2 separate regions of the Homo sapiens genome follow, and region 2 is linked to region 1. Evidence: chromatin loops called from intact Hi-C (ENCODE). Cell type or tissue: ovary. All regions are shown on one strand.

Region 1 (8,000 bases):
GCGTAGCAGGTGTGAGGAGGAACTTCCTGGTCTTGGCAGCAAGTGAAAAAGGTCCTTGTTTTCTTATTTTCTCCGTTAAAAAAAAAGTAGTTTAGTGGTTCTAACTATGCCCCTGGGAAAGCCCTGAACGGGTCATTTCCTCAGCATCCCACAAAGTCACTTGTAGCAGAAGGCCCAGCCCACGCACTGCAGCACCAAGGCTGGGGCGAGGCCCACACTGCATTGTTGCTGCTGGCATTAGCAGATGCTGCACATCTTGGAGGCCCCCTCCTGCTAATCCACGAATGCCTCAGAAAGCATGCACTGTCTCTGGGGCCAGAGCTGAATCTTAGAAGAGGGCCTACTTGGGATGGGAGCGGTAGCTCTGCGTCTGTGGTGACACCCACTGTCACATTCCAGTAGAGGGAAGGAAAGGTAGGGCCTCGGGATTTTGGCCCTGACTGCATGGTTCCTGCTTCTTCTGTGATGGAGGCGGCATGCTGTGGTGGGCTAGGAGTTAGGAAGCCTGGGCCTGAGTTTCCACGTCCAGACGTTAGGGAGAGGTGGGGTGTAGAGGGCCTTCCAGGCCTGGGTTGGCAGGGAGGCGAGCTCTTTCTCGTGATGGAGCCATGAAGGCCTGTTGGAAGGCCTGGCCTGCTTGCTGCTGAGCCTGTGGTTTCTCCCTGTTATCTGTGCAGTGTTCTGTTTTGTTTTGTTTGAAGTGTACAGGTCATTGTCTTTGAGGATATTCACGTGGTTATACAACCACCAACACAATCTAATTTCAGAGCATTTTTCATCAACCCCCAAACAAACCCTGCATCCCTTAGCTGCCACCGCCACTCCTCCCCTCCTGCTTCCCATCTTTATCGATTGGCCTGTCCTGGACGCTTGATGTAAATGGAGTCATGCAGCATCATCTCACAACTTTACCATCTGCTGGTTGCAGCAGAGTCATTGGCCCAAGGCTGGGGTGGTGGCTTCAGACCAACACCATGGACTTGGTGGCCTAGGTGCTGATCATGCAAAGGCCATTCCTCAGGGGCCTGCATCTCTTTCCAGACAGCTTCTCTACCTCATGCCCTGCAGAGCCTGCCACTGTCTGGTCTTTGCACACGTGTCATCCTGTTAACCCTTAATGAATATGGGATTTTGGTTAAAATGATGGTTTCTATTTTATAAATAAAACGTATCTATTACATATATAAGTAAATCAAATATTTATATTATAATTAAATCTATAATATAAATCTAGCAGGGTTGGCTTGTTCCATCATTCAGAAATGTTTACTGAAGCACATATTGGAAGGTGCTGACCTAGGTGTATAGAGTAAATACAAGGAGTTTTATCAGGCACCTTGTGGCTTAGTATGCAGAGCAGTTGGGCAGACCTGTGGATGGGCCATGGCCTCTGCACAGGGGCTCCCTTCAGGGAGCACAGGACAATGATCCAGGAGGGGAGATGTGCCAGGCAGGCCTCTCCGGCAGGACAGTGATAAAGGAGGCTGCTCTGTGCAGCGGGTAACCGTGGGTCTCCCAGGCCAGCAAGTAGGTCCAGGAGGCAAGGTGGGGCAATTGGTGCAGGGAGCAGAGCTTGGGCTGGGAGCTGTTGGAGCAGTTGAGTTGTGGGTTGGCTTGGCCGGATCTATGTTCATGAAGAATGGTTCTGGGGCTGTTCCTGTTGAATCATTCTGAGGCTCCCAGCACTGCTGTGCCTAGGAGGGTAGAACCCATGGGCCTCTTCACTGTGTACCAGGTGTTCCCAGCTGGCCTCATCTAGCCAAGCCTCCCACGGAACTCCCAGAATCACAGGTCTGAGGCCTCCGTCCTGCCAGTCCCCAGTCTGTATTGGTGGGCAGTGGGAAAGGGCCTGCCCCGCATGCATCTGCAGCTGGGGAGAGGGGTCAGAAATGTTTTGCAGGTAGTGTCTGGGGCCAGGTGCTGTCAGCCTGGGGCTCAGCAGAGGGGCAGACCCTGCTCTCCCCTGGAATGTGGCCTGGGAAACCAGCCTCTGGTGCTCCCCAGGGCCCCAAGGCAAGGGCCAGAGAGGCACAGGGAGAATCTGCACGGTACTCAGCTGCCTTTGGATTGACCCTTCGGCTTGGTCCATTGTTTTCAAGAGCCCTTATCAGCCATCTTAGCACAAGTAGATGGCCATGGTCTCTGAGTAGAGGATGTGCCCCCTCCCCTTGCAGAAGACGGTGGCCCATGATGCCCAGAGCTCCTCAGTCCACTGAGCCCTGCCTCTCTGCCACAGGGTAGAAGACGGAACATGCCCGACACTGTCCTCCCTCCTTCCCAAACATTCGAGGAAAGTTGTTGAACCCATCGTCTTCTGACCACCACCCTTGCTTGGTAGGAGAGTGGTGATGTGCACTGAGAAGCAGCAGGCGGCACGGGTGTGCCATCCCGAGCCTGAGCTCGAGTCCCGCTTCAGCTGTGCAGTATCGTTTGTAGTCTTGTGACAGAAGGGGGTAGATTATCACCCCAAAGGGAAATCTCTAGGCCAAAACATTAGGCCACTTCTCATTCCCCTCCCCTAGCCCCTGGCAACCACTCCTCTGCTTTTTCTCTATGGGTTGGCCTTTTCTGAACATTTCACCAAGATGGAGTCACACAGTGTGTGTCCTTTTGTGACTGGCTTCATTCACTTAGCGTGATGTTTCCAAGGTTTGCTCATGTTGGAGCATGTGTCAGGATTTCATTCTTTTTATGGCTGAATAAAATAATATTCCATTGTATGAATATTGCATTTTGTCTATCCATTTGTCCACTGATGGACATTTGGGCTGTTTCCACCTTTTGGCTATCGCGAATTATGCTGCTACGATATGATTTGTGTATATGTTCGAGTACCTGTCTTCTGTTCTTTTGGGTATATATCCAGTAATCAACTTGTTGGGTCATATGGAAACTGTCTGTAATTTTTTGAGGAACTGCTAAAGTTTTCCACAATAGCTACACCACTTTACAATCAAAACGAGGCCTATATTTACTACCATTTTACATTAGGGAAACTGAGGCTCACAATTTGCGACTTGCCCAGAATCACAGAGCTAGTGAGTGCAGAGCTAGGACTTGACTCCAAGGGTAGGCTCTTCTTGGCTAGAGAGCTCTGAAAACAGATTGCTTAGAGTCTACCTTAGATCTCAGAACTTCTGCAGAGGGAAACAGCTGGGAGAGCAGTGGTTTGTGGCTCCAGCTCTTCCTCCTGTCCTGGGCTGATGGAAGCCCCATGAGCTGGTCTCCCTGGCCTGTGCTGTAGGTCCAGCCTAGGTAGCCCTGGCTGGCCAAAGCTGCCTAAGGTCCTGGGAGTCTCACGGGGGCTGTGTGGCTAGCCCAGGTCATGGGGTGGTCTCCCGGCCCTTCTTTCTGCAGCCAAACTACTTCTAGGAGCCTGATCTAACAAATCACAAGCCTCTCTTTTGAGGATGTGCTGGGGACCACCCCAAAAGCCATCGGGTGTAGAATGGGCATCCAACTCTTGGCCCAAAGTCCCTCTGGGGTTGCAGGACCCTCTCTGGGGTCTGCCAGGTTGTAGCATGCAGGTTTCATGTGGGACACCTGAAGGGTGGGGAAGAGTGCAGAATCATGGCTCCCTTCCCAAGGAGGTGATAGGACCTGGAATCAGACCTGACACCTGAGGACAGGCATTGGGATGAGGGCTCAGCCCAGCCTAGGGGCTGTTCCATGCAGCTTCAGGAGGCTACAGTGTGGAGGATGATTGTGGAACTGCCCTTTGAACCATGAGGACTGTGGAGTACACCAGGACTGGCGGTGACGACTGGGAAGGGGGAAGGGAGTTCTGCCTGGTGGGTACCTGCTAGGCCCATTGTCAGTCCCTAGGCGTGGTTGGCCTAACACTTCTCTGAGTTGTGGCACAGAGGCCAGGCAGAGGCTTTGCTTACTCTGGGCCTGCATGGGATCATGACCCCTTTTCTGCGGCTCTTTCCAGTTTCCTCAGAGGACTTGGGCTTTGGGGATATCTGTCTGTGGAGAGTGCTGCTCCCTGGGGAGGTCTGCAGCCCCAGAGGGACTTTGGGCCAAGAGTTAAGTGCCCTTTCTACACTTGATGGCCTTTGGGGTAGTCACCAGCACCTCCTCAAAAGAGAGGGGCTTGTGATTTGTTAGATCGGGCTCCTAGAAGCAGTTTGGCTGCAGCAAGAAGAGCCGGGAGACCACCTTTGACCTGAGCCAGCCACACAGCCCCCATGAGCCCTGCTCCTGTGTTGTGCCTCCCAGGATGTGGGTTCCAGGGGCGCCTAGGAACTCAGCTGGTGCTCCCCAAGGGCTGTGTTCCTTCCTGAGAAAACTCTGGAGCCAATGTCCTGAATTCCAAAGAAAGGAAGGACCTCTCCTTAGACCTGGCTCGAGCAGCCAGACCATGTCTGCAGCACAGCCCACCAGCCCAAGGGAGGAGGGAGGTGGTGTTCCTGCCTGGGCGCTGCCTAATCAGGCCATAGCTCAGTGAAGTGCCAGGCTGAAGGCAGGGGCCGTGCTGGGCAAGTCTCCACGTGGTCCAGGCTGGGTAGCCCTGCCTACAGTTTCTCTGATAAACTTAGGCATGACCTTGTGCAAACAATTGTTAAGTCCAGGGAGGAAAGATGCCAAGGAGAGAGGGGCAAGGGTGCCAGTCAGAGAGGACCACACTTGTTCTGGGTGGCCCACAGAGTGCCACGTCCCATAATCACTTGGAGCCCCAGCTTGTACATTTGAAAGTCAGAACAATGATGTGCCTGCCTCCTGAAGCTGTCATCAGTACCTGTAGCTACTCAGGGCCTGGCCACAGTGAGCACCCAGGAAGTGGTGAATACACTTCCTGCTTCTACTGCAAGGCAATTCCCTGTGTCCTCCCTAGAACGTGCCGAGCTGCCTGTCCCTGCCAGAGTGCAGATGAGCAAGGCGACCGCTCAGCCCCAAAGTTTGCAGACAAAGCTTTTCATACTCCTTAAGTGGGTCACAGTGCATATGAAAAAATAATAAATACAGTGCACATGGTAGAAATACTGACTCACCGTTTTCCATTTCATGTGCATGTGTGCACTTGTGTGTGTGCTCATCATGGTGTGAATGTGGTGTTCCATGTGGGCCTTGGTTGGATGAGTTTGTGAAACATGCTGTCTCAGGACCTCAGGTGTGGGGGGAAGTCAGGTTTCACCTTGAAATCCCCTTTCTGACCTTGAGATTTTGGGAGTAATTCTTTGCCCTAGGGGAAAGCCTTTGTTTCTTGGGTCTCTGTTTTCTGGTCTGAATGAGGGATTGGGGGATAAAGGGAAGACTCCCACCCAGGTCTCACGTGCGACTGGTTCTGTAACAGCAGCTGCCTGGAAGGAAGGTCCTCCTGATGATAACGCCAAACAGCCTCTCACCATATTTCTGCTTACTTTCCTCTTGTTTCCCTCTGGCTCTTAGAAGCTTGCCTTCCCACACTCATGGGGTCAACAAGAAACAAAGGCCTGTTTTCCCAAAAGTGCTTCTGCTTGGGCCAGGGGTGTGGTGGAGAGTCCCCGGTTGGAGAGGCTGCTATAGCAGTATTATCCTAACCCAGGAAGGTCACTCTGGCCTCTGACAAGATGCCCTGGCTGCAGTGCACAGAGCTTCCAGCCTCCCATGGGCCTGTGGACAGAGGACCGGCAGGAGGAGCAGGGTGTGCTCATCTCTTTGGAGAGAAGCCTGAGTCCTGTGTCCTCCTGCCTAAACAATCTGCAGCCTGTAGCAACTCTGCCCCTTAGCTGGGGTAGGGTGGAGCCCAGAAGAGGACCAGAGGCTCCAGATAGCTGGAGGGCTATGTGGGGGCTGAACCCATAACTTGGTGACATAGCAGAGTCGATGGCCTACAGAGGGCCGTCTCTTTTTTTGGAAAATGAATCAAACAAAACTAGGTGAAGCTCAGCCTCCTAGGAAACCTGGATTCCTGACCTCTGGAGGTATAGAATTAGGGCAGGAAGCTCATCAGAGTTGCTTTGCTGACAGCGTTAGAGCTGAGGCGTTCCTTCTGGCTGGATTTGGGTTACAGCCTAGATATTTGCCCTTACTCTCGCAGCACAAGATTCAGGCCTACCCAGACACAGATGGTTGTATCCTGCCCCCTAGGCAGAGGCAGGGGAGGGGAGAGGTGCTGGCTGAGGGGCTCCCTGGAGCCATTGGTTGAGTCTGTTCAGTCTGGAAATGCTGCTGAGTGCAGAGCAGCAGGGGGACCAGCTCTGGAACCAGAGTGCCTGGGTTTGAATCCTGACATGGCTACTTCCTAGCATTGTGACCTTAAATCAAAATTACAGTTCTGCGTTGTTTAATGACAGGCACACATCCTGAGAAATGTGTTTTCTCAGGCAGTTTGGTCCTTGTGTAAATATTCTAGAGTGCACTTACACAAAGTTAGACAGTACAGCTTATTGCACACCTAGGCTTTGTGGTAGAGCCTATTGCTGCGAAGCCATAAACCTGTACAGCATATACTGCAATATCACAAGCAGTTATAACACAGTGGCAAGTATTGATGTATCCAAACCTAGCAAAACATAGAGGGAGCTGTTGACTAACATCGTTGTGCGGTGCATGACTGCACCTAGCTTCTTAGCAGTCTGCTTCCTTGTCTGCGGGATGAGAGTGACAGTAGTGCCTGCCTCATAGTGTGTTCGGAATGTTCAGTGAGAGGACACGGGAAGAGTTTGCAGCAGTGCGTGGTATTCAAGGGCATGGGCGCAAACATGAGCACCATTGTGCCCTGCGCCTGTGCTGGTGCTGTTGTTGCTGCTTCCCCATCGGCAGCAGGGGAAGGGGGAACACTGCACTACTGAGACTTGGAGGGAGCTATTTTCTTTTTCTTTTTCTTTTTTTAAGTTCAGGGGTGCAAGTGCAGGTTTGTCACATAGGTAAAGTTGTGTCATGGAAGTTTGTTGTACAGGTTATTTCATCACCCAGATATTAAGCCTAATGCCCATTAGTTACTTTTCCTGATCTTCTCCCTCTTCCCACCCTCCCCACTCTGAAAGGCCCCAGTGTGTGTTGTTTCTCTCCATGTGTCTATATGTTCTCATCATTTAGCTCCCACTTACAAGTGAGAGCATGTGCTGTGTGGTTTTCTGTTCCTGTGTTCGTTTGCTAAAGATAGTGGCCTCCAGCTCCATCCATGTCCCTGCAAAGGGTATTATCTCATTCTTTTTTATGACTACATAATATTCCATGGTGTATATATATCACATTTTCTTTCTCTGGTCTGTATCATTGATGGGCATTCCGTGTCTTTGCTATTGTGAATAGTGCTACAGTGAACATACATATGCATGTGTCTTTATAATAGAATGACTTATATTCCTTTGGGTATATACCCAGTAATGAGATTGCTGCATCAAATGGTATTTCTATCTTTAGGTCTTTGAGGAATTGCCACACTGTCTTCCACAATGGCTGAACTAATTTACACTCCCACCAACAGTGTATAAGTGTTCCTTTCTCTCCACAATCGAAGGGAGCTGTTTTTTGTTTTCATTTTGTTGTTTTTTTGTTTATTTGTTTTGTTTTGTTTTGTTTTTGAGATGGAATCTCGCTCCATCACCCAGGCTGGAGTGCAGTGGCGCAATCTCGGCTCACTGCAAGCTCCGCCTCCCGGGTTCACGCCATTCTCCTGCCTCAGCCTCCCGAGTAGCTGGGACTATAGACGACTGCCACCACGCCCAGCTAATTTTTTGTATTTTTAGTAGAGACAGGGTTTCACCGTGTTAGCCAGGATGATCTCGATCTCCTGACCTCGTGATCCGCCCGTCTTGGCCTCCCAAAGTGCTGGGATTACAGGCATGAGCCACTGCGCCTGGCCAAAGGGAGCTATTTTATAGCAGGTCCTCAGTACGTACCTGGACCTGTCTTCCAAGAGTGCTGGTTAGAAGCAGTACATAAATACAATTTAAAAAGTTAGTCCCAAACCCTCACGCAGTGCTAGTGGGAATGTGAGATGGCACAGCCACTTTGGGAAATAGTCTGGCAGCTCCTCAGAGTTAAACATATAGTTTCCATATGACCCAGCA
Region 2 (8,000 bases), 43 kb before region 1:
GCCTGGGAGAGTCACCACGGTGTCCTTCCTTGGATCCTGGGTCCCTGGCCCACTTACCTTTTTTTCTCCACCTTTCAGAGTCTTCTCATGTTTGTCTTATACATGATGGCCCCAGGTTTTTGGTTGTACTTAGCAGGAGAAATCTACATCTGCCCCATCGTCCAGGAAGCAGAAGTTTCAAGGCACTGTTTTTGAAAGAGCTTCAGGTTGAAGGCACACCCAGACCACCAGCAGCCTCTTCCTAGAGGCCAGCCAGAAGTGGAGCCTCCGACTTGTGTGGGTCATGAGTGAAGGCCGAGTTTAATTGGAGAGGAGGTAGCTCGGGGGAGTCTCTCATGTGGTCACTTTTATATGGGATCCGGAGCCACATGCATCCTCTGGGAGGACCTGCATAGAAAGGGGCCCTGTGTGCAGGGCTGCTTGAAACAGGACTCGGGCCCCATCCTTTGGGTCCTTACAGCCCAGCTCAGATCCCCCATGTCAACAACAGATACCTGCTTCTCCTGCCTCCCTCCAAAATGCCCAGCAGCTCAACCAGAAAACAGCAAAGCTAAGCCTACCCACGCAGCATTTCCAGAGCACACTCCCTCCTGCCTGCTGCCTTTTGGGCTGTCTGTTTTAGTGTCCCAGTTTCAGATTATTATAGGACCGTCTGGAAGAGAATACTTTAGGGCCTTTTAGAGGTGCTGCCCCAGGACCAGGTGGGCGTGCGTGGGAGCCTCTGCCCGTGGGCATTGCTGCACTTAAAGACACTGTGGTCTGCTGTGCGGGGGAGGATGCAGCAGTTTTAGATAGTCTGAGACATAGAGAAGCAGCAGCTCTTCCTGGGAGGCCTTTCCCACGCCTTGGGGATGAGGACAGGTTGTCTGAGTCAGGACCTAGGTTATGTAAGGAGAAGGTAACTCAGAGAGGGCACCACCCACCCACTGCTGGCCTAGGCCGGTGGGCACTCACCTCCACTCCCTCTGCACACCTGCCTCAGGATCAAGGACACAGCCAGGGCTAGGCAGACCCCATCCCTGCCTTCCTGGAGCGAAGGTTCTGGGGTGGGGGTGGGGGGCAAGACATGTCATAGCAATGTAATTACGTACATAATGAAATGGTAGGTAGAAATTAGTTCTGTGATGTGCAGTGACGGTAATGGCAGAAGTGAGTTGTTAGAGACTGAGGGGGAGGGTCAGGACTGTCCCCTTGAGGAAGGGACATTTCGGGGAAGCCCTGAGGGATGGTAGAGAGGGCCAGGTTTTGGGGAGCTGAGGAGGCTGGGGGAGGCTGCGCAGCCCACGTGGCTGGCTGTGAGAGGCAAGAGTGGTGGTGATATAGCTGGCCAGTTCCTGTCCCTGGCTCCCTGGACTTGAGGAGTGAGTTCTCAGTAATTACAGATGGCTCCTCATGGCCCCATGGCGCCATCATTCCTGCCTCTGCACCTGTGCATCAGCTGCGCCCCTGCCCAGAGAGTCCTCTCCACCCCAGGCCTCCCCCTGTTATCTATGGGGTCCTTACCTTCAGGGCTTTTTTTTAATAGCTTTATTAAGATAAAATTCACACGTCATACGTTTAACCCATTTAAATGATACAATTCTATGATTTTTAGGATATTCCAACTGATGTGCAGCCATCATCACAGTCACTTTTAGAACATTACATCATCGCCAAAAGAAACCCTGCACCTCTTGGCTGTCACCAACCCCTTCCGCCGTCCCAGCCCCAGGCAGCCACTCCTCTGCTCTCTATCACTCTGGAATTGCTTTGATGAACGCTGGGTGGGGTGTCACCTGCATCCCAGCCTGCTCCTCCACCCAGAGGCCCTACATCTCGCTCTCTGCTCTGTGTCTGCGCCGCCCGCCCACCTGCATCAGTCCCCTCTGTGGTGATCCATATCAGGAAGTCACAGCCAAGCAAAGTGGCTGCTGCAGGCTCCCTGGTATACAGCACCCAGGGCCATGCACACGGGGTTCCTGAGCAGAGGTTTGCTGACGATGCCTGGGTTGAGACCAGGGCTCGGGTTCTGAGGGAACAGATGCTGATCCCTTGGCTCCCCACAGTTCCTCCTGGAGAAAGGTCAGGTAAATGTAGCTGATTATGTGATGACACCCCAAGCCCTGCCTCCAGAGGCCAGGGTGGTGGCGCATAGTCAAGATGGAGATAGAGGAATGGCTTGGCAGGCTAGCCTCTGGCCTCACAGGTGGGCACTTGTGGCCGGTGAGAGGCCGAGCTGGGAGTCACAGAGTCCAGATACACACAGGGAGTTGTCCAGCTCCGGCTTTCCCATGCAAGGCCTCTGGGTGGGGTCTGCTTAGGATGTGCACTCCTGGGTGGGGTGTGGAGAGGCCGAGCGTGTGTGCCCACCTTGAGGTTTGCTGGGCACAGCTGGAGTTCGTAGAGAGCACAGACCTCTCCTCGCCTTTGCTTCTGCCTTCCCAGGTGGGATTTCCACCACATACTCCTTGGCCCTCCTGGACTATGTCTGCAGCCAACACCCACTCCCCTGTTGCAGCAAAGCAAGCCTCTCCTGTCCTTGCAGCTTTCCCCCGACCCCAGGCACACAGCTCCACTTGCACCATTCATGGGGAAAGCCAGTGCTCCTGGGGACCTTGAGGACCCTGCAGGCGGAAGCCAAGTAAAGGGGGGTTCTTGGTTCAGCCTGGAGGCTGTGTGGCCTCTGGCACGTGGCCTGCCCTCTCTGAGTCACGGTCTGCAGCTACCAAATGAGGTAGTGTGGTGGGGCCTCCTAGTTTGGAGAGCACTGAATAAAAAGCACATCAGGAGGACCCATGAGGGGTCCTGTGTGTGTAAGCAGCAGTCAGAGAACTTGGGTTTTAATTTGTGTTACCGCCCTCCGAAAGGCACTGGATAAATGGGACTGGTTGTACCTTTTCCAATGCATTCTCGCCAGCTGGGTGTGGCTGAGGAAGGAGATTGAGCCAGAGTGTCTGTCTAGATTCCCCTTGTTGAGCTCCTCCCGTGGTCTGGGGAGTGGGGACTCTGTGGCTGGTAAAATATAGCAGTGCCTCACATTTGTTGAGACCTCACAGGCCAGACACTGTGCTCAGTGTTCTTTGTGCAGCTTTTTAAGTTGAGCTATAATTCACATATCTTAAGATTCACTCTCTTAAAGTATACAGTTTGGTGAGTTTTAGCATATTTACAATGTTGTGCAACCATCTCCACTGTCTAATTCTAGAATATTTTAGTCACCCACGAAAGAAACCCCATACCTGTTAGCTGTCTCTCCTTATTTCCTTTCCTCCAGTCCCTGGCGACCACTAATCTGCTTTCTGTGCTGTGGATTTGCCTATTCTGGACCATTTGCATAAGTGGAATTCTGTAATATGTGGGCTTTTGTGCCTGGCTTCTTTGACTTAGCATCATGTTTTCGGGGTTCCTCGGTGTTGTGGTGTATGTTAGTGCTTCATTCCTTTTTCTGGCTGAATAATGTTCCCTTGTGTGGACCCATCACACTTTGTTCATCTATTCATCTGTCCATGGATATTTGGGCTGTTACCACCTTTTGGCAGGTGTGAATAATACTGCTATGAACATTCATGTGCAGGTATTTATTTGAGCCCCTGTTTTCCGTTTTCTTGGGTGTGTATACATAGGGGTGAAATTGCTGGGCCCTAGGGTAACTCTGCCTTTAACTTTCTGAGGAACTGCCAGACTTTTCCAAGGTGGCAGCACCGTTTTACATCCCTGTGCTGGGTTTTACTGATTGCATTATCTCATCAGTCCTCACATCAGAGTCATGAGGTTTAGGTAGAATTGTCATCACTCTCACTTTTCAAATGGGAGAGTTTGAACTCAAAGAGTTTCTGCACGCAGTCACACAGCCAGTCAGTTGATGATTCTTTGGCCAGAGCTGGCTTTGATCACGAAAGCAGTCTCTTCTCCAGGCCCTGTTTTGTATCTTCAGGATGAAGCTTTTTGACTGTGTTGTTCATGTCCTATTTCCTGGCGCCTGGCACACACTGACACTCACATATTTGTTGAATAACATGTCATTTTTTCCTGATCTTGGTGGCTTGATCAGTAACTTGCAGGAGACAGCATGTCTTAGGGGATCCTGTACTCTCCAGGTTCTCACACTCCTGCCAGGGCCTGTATGCTCTCCACCCCGGATGCTGCAGAATCCCCGCCAGCCTCTGACTCTCAAGCAGCTGCAGACGCACCGCAGTGGAAATAGGTGTCATGACCTCTGCAGAGCAGAGGCAACATCTGTTTCCAGCGAGTGCTTGCTGTTAACTTGACCTGTTCTCTCTTCTGGGTTGAAGGCTGCTGGTGACCTGCCCTCTTTTTTCTCCTCTAGGCAAAACCCATTTATGGCGGTTGGCTGCTCCTGGCTCCAGATGGGACCGACTTTGACAACCCAGTGCACCGGTCTCGGGTAAGGGCATCAGAGCCAACTCTCAGGGAGGAACCAGAGAAGGGACCCATCTAAGGGTGAACTGGCAGAGTGGAAGAGGGAGATGGAGAGTTGAACAGTGGATCCTGGGATAGCAGGACCAGCAGGGCTCCCCCATTTGGTGCACTTGTACGTTGTACAGAAAAGGTCTCAATTATACATAGTTGTGTGTAGTGCTCCCTTCAGAATGAGGAGCTCTCATGTGGGTGTTGCCTGTTTTGTGGGTCAGGTTGACTCTAGGAACAGTAAAATGGAAGAGGCAAAAGAGCAGTTAAAGGTTTGCATTATACCGAGCAGCTCCCAATTCCTTCCATGCCAAGGCCTGCCCCTGTAGCACCTCCCTTCTTCCTGAGCCAGGGGTTCAGCACACTAGCACTAGTGAAGGGTTGGGGGCCCAGAGGCCTTGGCTTACCTCTTACTAAAATGTGCATTGCCCAGGGCAGGGCCCCGCTAGAGCTGGGACCATCATTGGCCTGACCTGTGGTTTGTTTCTCTGCCAGGAAGCCCCTCTGGATTTGACTCCGGTTACAAAACTCTCCTTCCTCACAAACTTTCTTACAGTGCTGCCGCTTGCACCCTATAAATTGCTTCCACTCAGCCCCCTCCATCCCCGGGAGCTCCCTTTCCTCTTCTTCTTAGTTTCTGCTGCTCATCCTTTCCCCACCCTGAATATTACACTTTGGAGTAGGGGCCTTGGGCTGTGTATTCTGGTCCCACAGGCCTTGCATTGTGTCTCTGTTCTTTGGGATTGCTTCTAGAATGGGTTTTGATTTCAGAGGCTGCACATAAGGCCCTTGGAAATGTTCCTGGGAAACATGTTCAGGTGGCCTCCTCTACACACCCAGCATAGACCAGCCCTCTACAAGGCCTCTTTGCAAGGCCCTTTGAGTCCCTGTTCATGCCACCCAGACAGGAGAACTCAGGCATCACTGGTCCAGCTGGGCTGCAGTTTCCAGGGAGTAGTTCCCTTTCCTATTTTATATCAAGGTTGTACAAAATTGCCATTTCCAGCCTCTGACAGGAGTCTTTTTATAAATGATAACCCTGGCCCAAAGCAGAGAGATGTGCTTTTATAGTCAGTTCACGTGGCCTCACTGCCAGTTAAACTCTGAGTATTGTTGGGCTCTTTGCTTTTTTTTTTTTTTTTTTTTTTTGAAACAGAGTCTTGCTCTGTCACCCAGGCTGGAGTGCAGTGGCATGATCTCGATTCAGTGCAGTCTTGACCTCCCAGGTTCATGTGATCCTCTTACCTCAGCCTCCTGAGTAGCTGGGGCTACAGGCGTGCATCACCATGCCTAGCTAATTTTTGTATTTTTTGTAGAGACGGGGTTTCACCATGCTGCCCAGGCTGGATTGGGCTTGTTGAAATGTTGAAAATAGGTCATGGACCCTTGTGATGATTTGGGGCTGGGAGCTGTGCCTGTCATTCATGACCTGGGCCAGCAGACTCGCATTATGGACAAGTCCCTTCTCCCCACACAAAGGAAGACATACACCGCATAGTCCATTTCATTTCAGCTCCTGATGGCATCTGACCGCCGTGGACACTTCCCAGTGGTCTGGCTTTTGGAGGGAGAGTAGAGCGGGGGATGATCTGTGCCAGTTGGTCACTCCTTGGATATTGGAGTTATTTCCACTGGTCTTGCTGCTCCTCTGTTTTGATTTTCATTAACTCATTTCACCTCAGTGAATTCTGGAGCCTGGCTGTTTTTGTGCCTCCTCTTTGCCAGTGGATCATCAGAACAACCCCTTTTGTAGCAGTTTCCCAGGTTTTTTCAGAAGTGGTGAATCCATGCCTTGGCATTCCTGGATTATTCCATGTCATGTCAGATCATTCATCAAATAAATATTGACACATGTCATGTGATGCATTCTATGCTGAGCACCATCAGGAATACAAAAAGGTAACCACACGTTGTTTCTGCTCCTGAGGAGCTTCCAAGTGTTAAAAAAAAAAAAAAAAAAAGACTTCTTATTAAGCCTCAATCACTCATGTGATTTGGGCCTGTCTCCCAGCCCAGTCCTGGCTGATGAATCAACATTCTTGTGCCTCGGGTCCCTCTTTTCCTGCCACCTGCCCCAGAAGTGGAATCTGTGGAGTGACCTTCCTTAGATATGGACTTGTCAGACGTGGGAACTCCAGAAGCCAAGCTCTGGGGCCAGGACCCAGATCCTCCTAACCACCCACCTTGTGCTCCGTTGCAGAAATGGCAGCGACGGTTCTTCATCCTTTACGAGCACGGCCTCTTGCGCTACGCCCTGGATGAGATGGTAAGTGTTATCCTTGCCCACTCCCTGTCCCCAGCCTTCACCAAGTCCCTCCATTACAGTGCCCTTGCGTTGTCATGTGAGAGCACAGCAGCCATGTGCTCCTGCTTGTGTCTGTTTGGGAGTGTGGAATGTTTTGAAGAACTTGTGGCACCTGCTGGAGACAGCTTTAAAAACCCAGACCTTTGGTTTGAAACATCATCTTCTGTGGTCTTGAGTGAGAGGAAGAAGTGAGGGAGGAAGTCATTTCTGTTGAAGGCTAATAGTGTGGACTTCACTGGAGCACTCCTGGTTAGGGGAAAGCAAGGGCAAAGTCCTGGATCACGTGTGCAGGCTGTGGACCTGTGGGCGTGGGGCAGGGGCTGGCCCTGGGGCTGGCACATGTGCTCACGCACCTAGTCCTGGGGTTGCCTGTCAATTCTGCGACTGTAATTGGTTTTGCTTGTCTCATTTGAGCTTGGCTTAGTTTTCCGAGCTGACTTCAGAGGCCTCCTGGTCACAAGGTCATCGTTCTTCTGGTCACTAAACCAGGCAGACAGGCTTCTTCCTCCTCCCCACCTCCCTGGTTTTCCAGTTGCTTCCTGGGCTGGATGAGTGTTTGCTGCTGTTGCCCCAGAGGCCAAACCTGAAAATCAACTAGGTGGAATTTCTGGCTTTTCTTTTTCCACCCATTTTATCTCCTGACTTTTTCTCTAAAGGAGATTAGTCTCTCCTAATTAATCTAAAGTAGGACTGCATTCCAAACTTTGTAAAGGGTTGAAGATGCGAGATTTGATCGCCTTTTCCAGTTCCACTTGGTGGGTGAATGTTTGTGTGCCCATATGTGCAGCATTTTAAAATTGGGACTGTCCTGGAAAGCCTAGTCTCACTATGTAAAATAGGCAGCCCCTGCCTATCCTACCCAGAGTTTGTTTCTTTGCTGCAGGGGCGAGACAGACTCTGGAAGTATGAGTGGAGATAACTGTCCCTAGAGGTACCTTCCAGACTGCGGCAGGGGGTGGCGGGGGTGCCTGGGATTTTTGGGTGGTCATTACAGCTCACATGTGCAAAGGTCAGAAGTGGGCGTGTTTGTACTCGAGTCCTAACCTTTGTGATGTGATATGTTTTCTACTTTTGTTTCTGGGGTGAATTAAGAGGATGGTACCATAATCCTGTATCAACTGTCACCTCACTGGTTCCTACTTAAAAAGAATTGTCTTCCTTTTCATTCTTTCCGGTGAGCATATTTGTACATCATGATTAGAGCATAGGGGGTTTTTGCTATGGGAACGTCTGTGCTCCAGGGTAGTGTACTGGAGGTGAGCACCGATTGTGGACTTGGCTGGAAGTA

The links. Peaks named below come from ENCODE experiments on the same cell type or tissue, not always from the same donor. Only the 100,000 strongest peaks of a DNase experiment are listed, where the experiment ranks them.
Region 2: a loop joins it to region 1, with 6 times the contacts of the local background. A loop is called at or near these places in 4 of 110 quality-filtered maps.

What each region holds. Positions count from the first base shown.
Region 1 is chr17:17,114,861-17,122,860 of GRCh38, forward strand. All of the region lies in intron 3 of MPRIP (myosin phosphatase Rho interacting protein), which reads left to right. Among named protein-coding and RNA genes, the nearest start is that of MPRIP, 76 kb to the left of the region's middle. RefSeq lists an enhancer at 4,370-4,895. In ovary, no CTCF peak of the experiment used is centred here; a DNase peak (open chromatin) is centred at 4,806; H3K27ac peaks cover 2,239 bases.
Region 2 is chr17:17,071,404-17,079,403 of GRCh38, forward strand. It overlaps MPRIP (myosin phosphatase Rho interacting protein), which reads left to right. Exons shown (of 24, transcript NM_001364716.4): 2 at 4,307-4,384; 3 at 6,608-6,673. Among named protein-coding and RNA genes, the nearest start is that of MPRIP, 33 kb to the left of the region's middle. RefSeq lists enhancers at 751-1,276, 1,277-1,803. In ovary, no CTCF peak of the experiment used is centred here; a DNase peak (open chromatin) is centred at 4,108.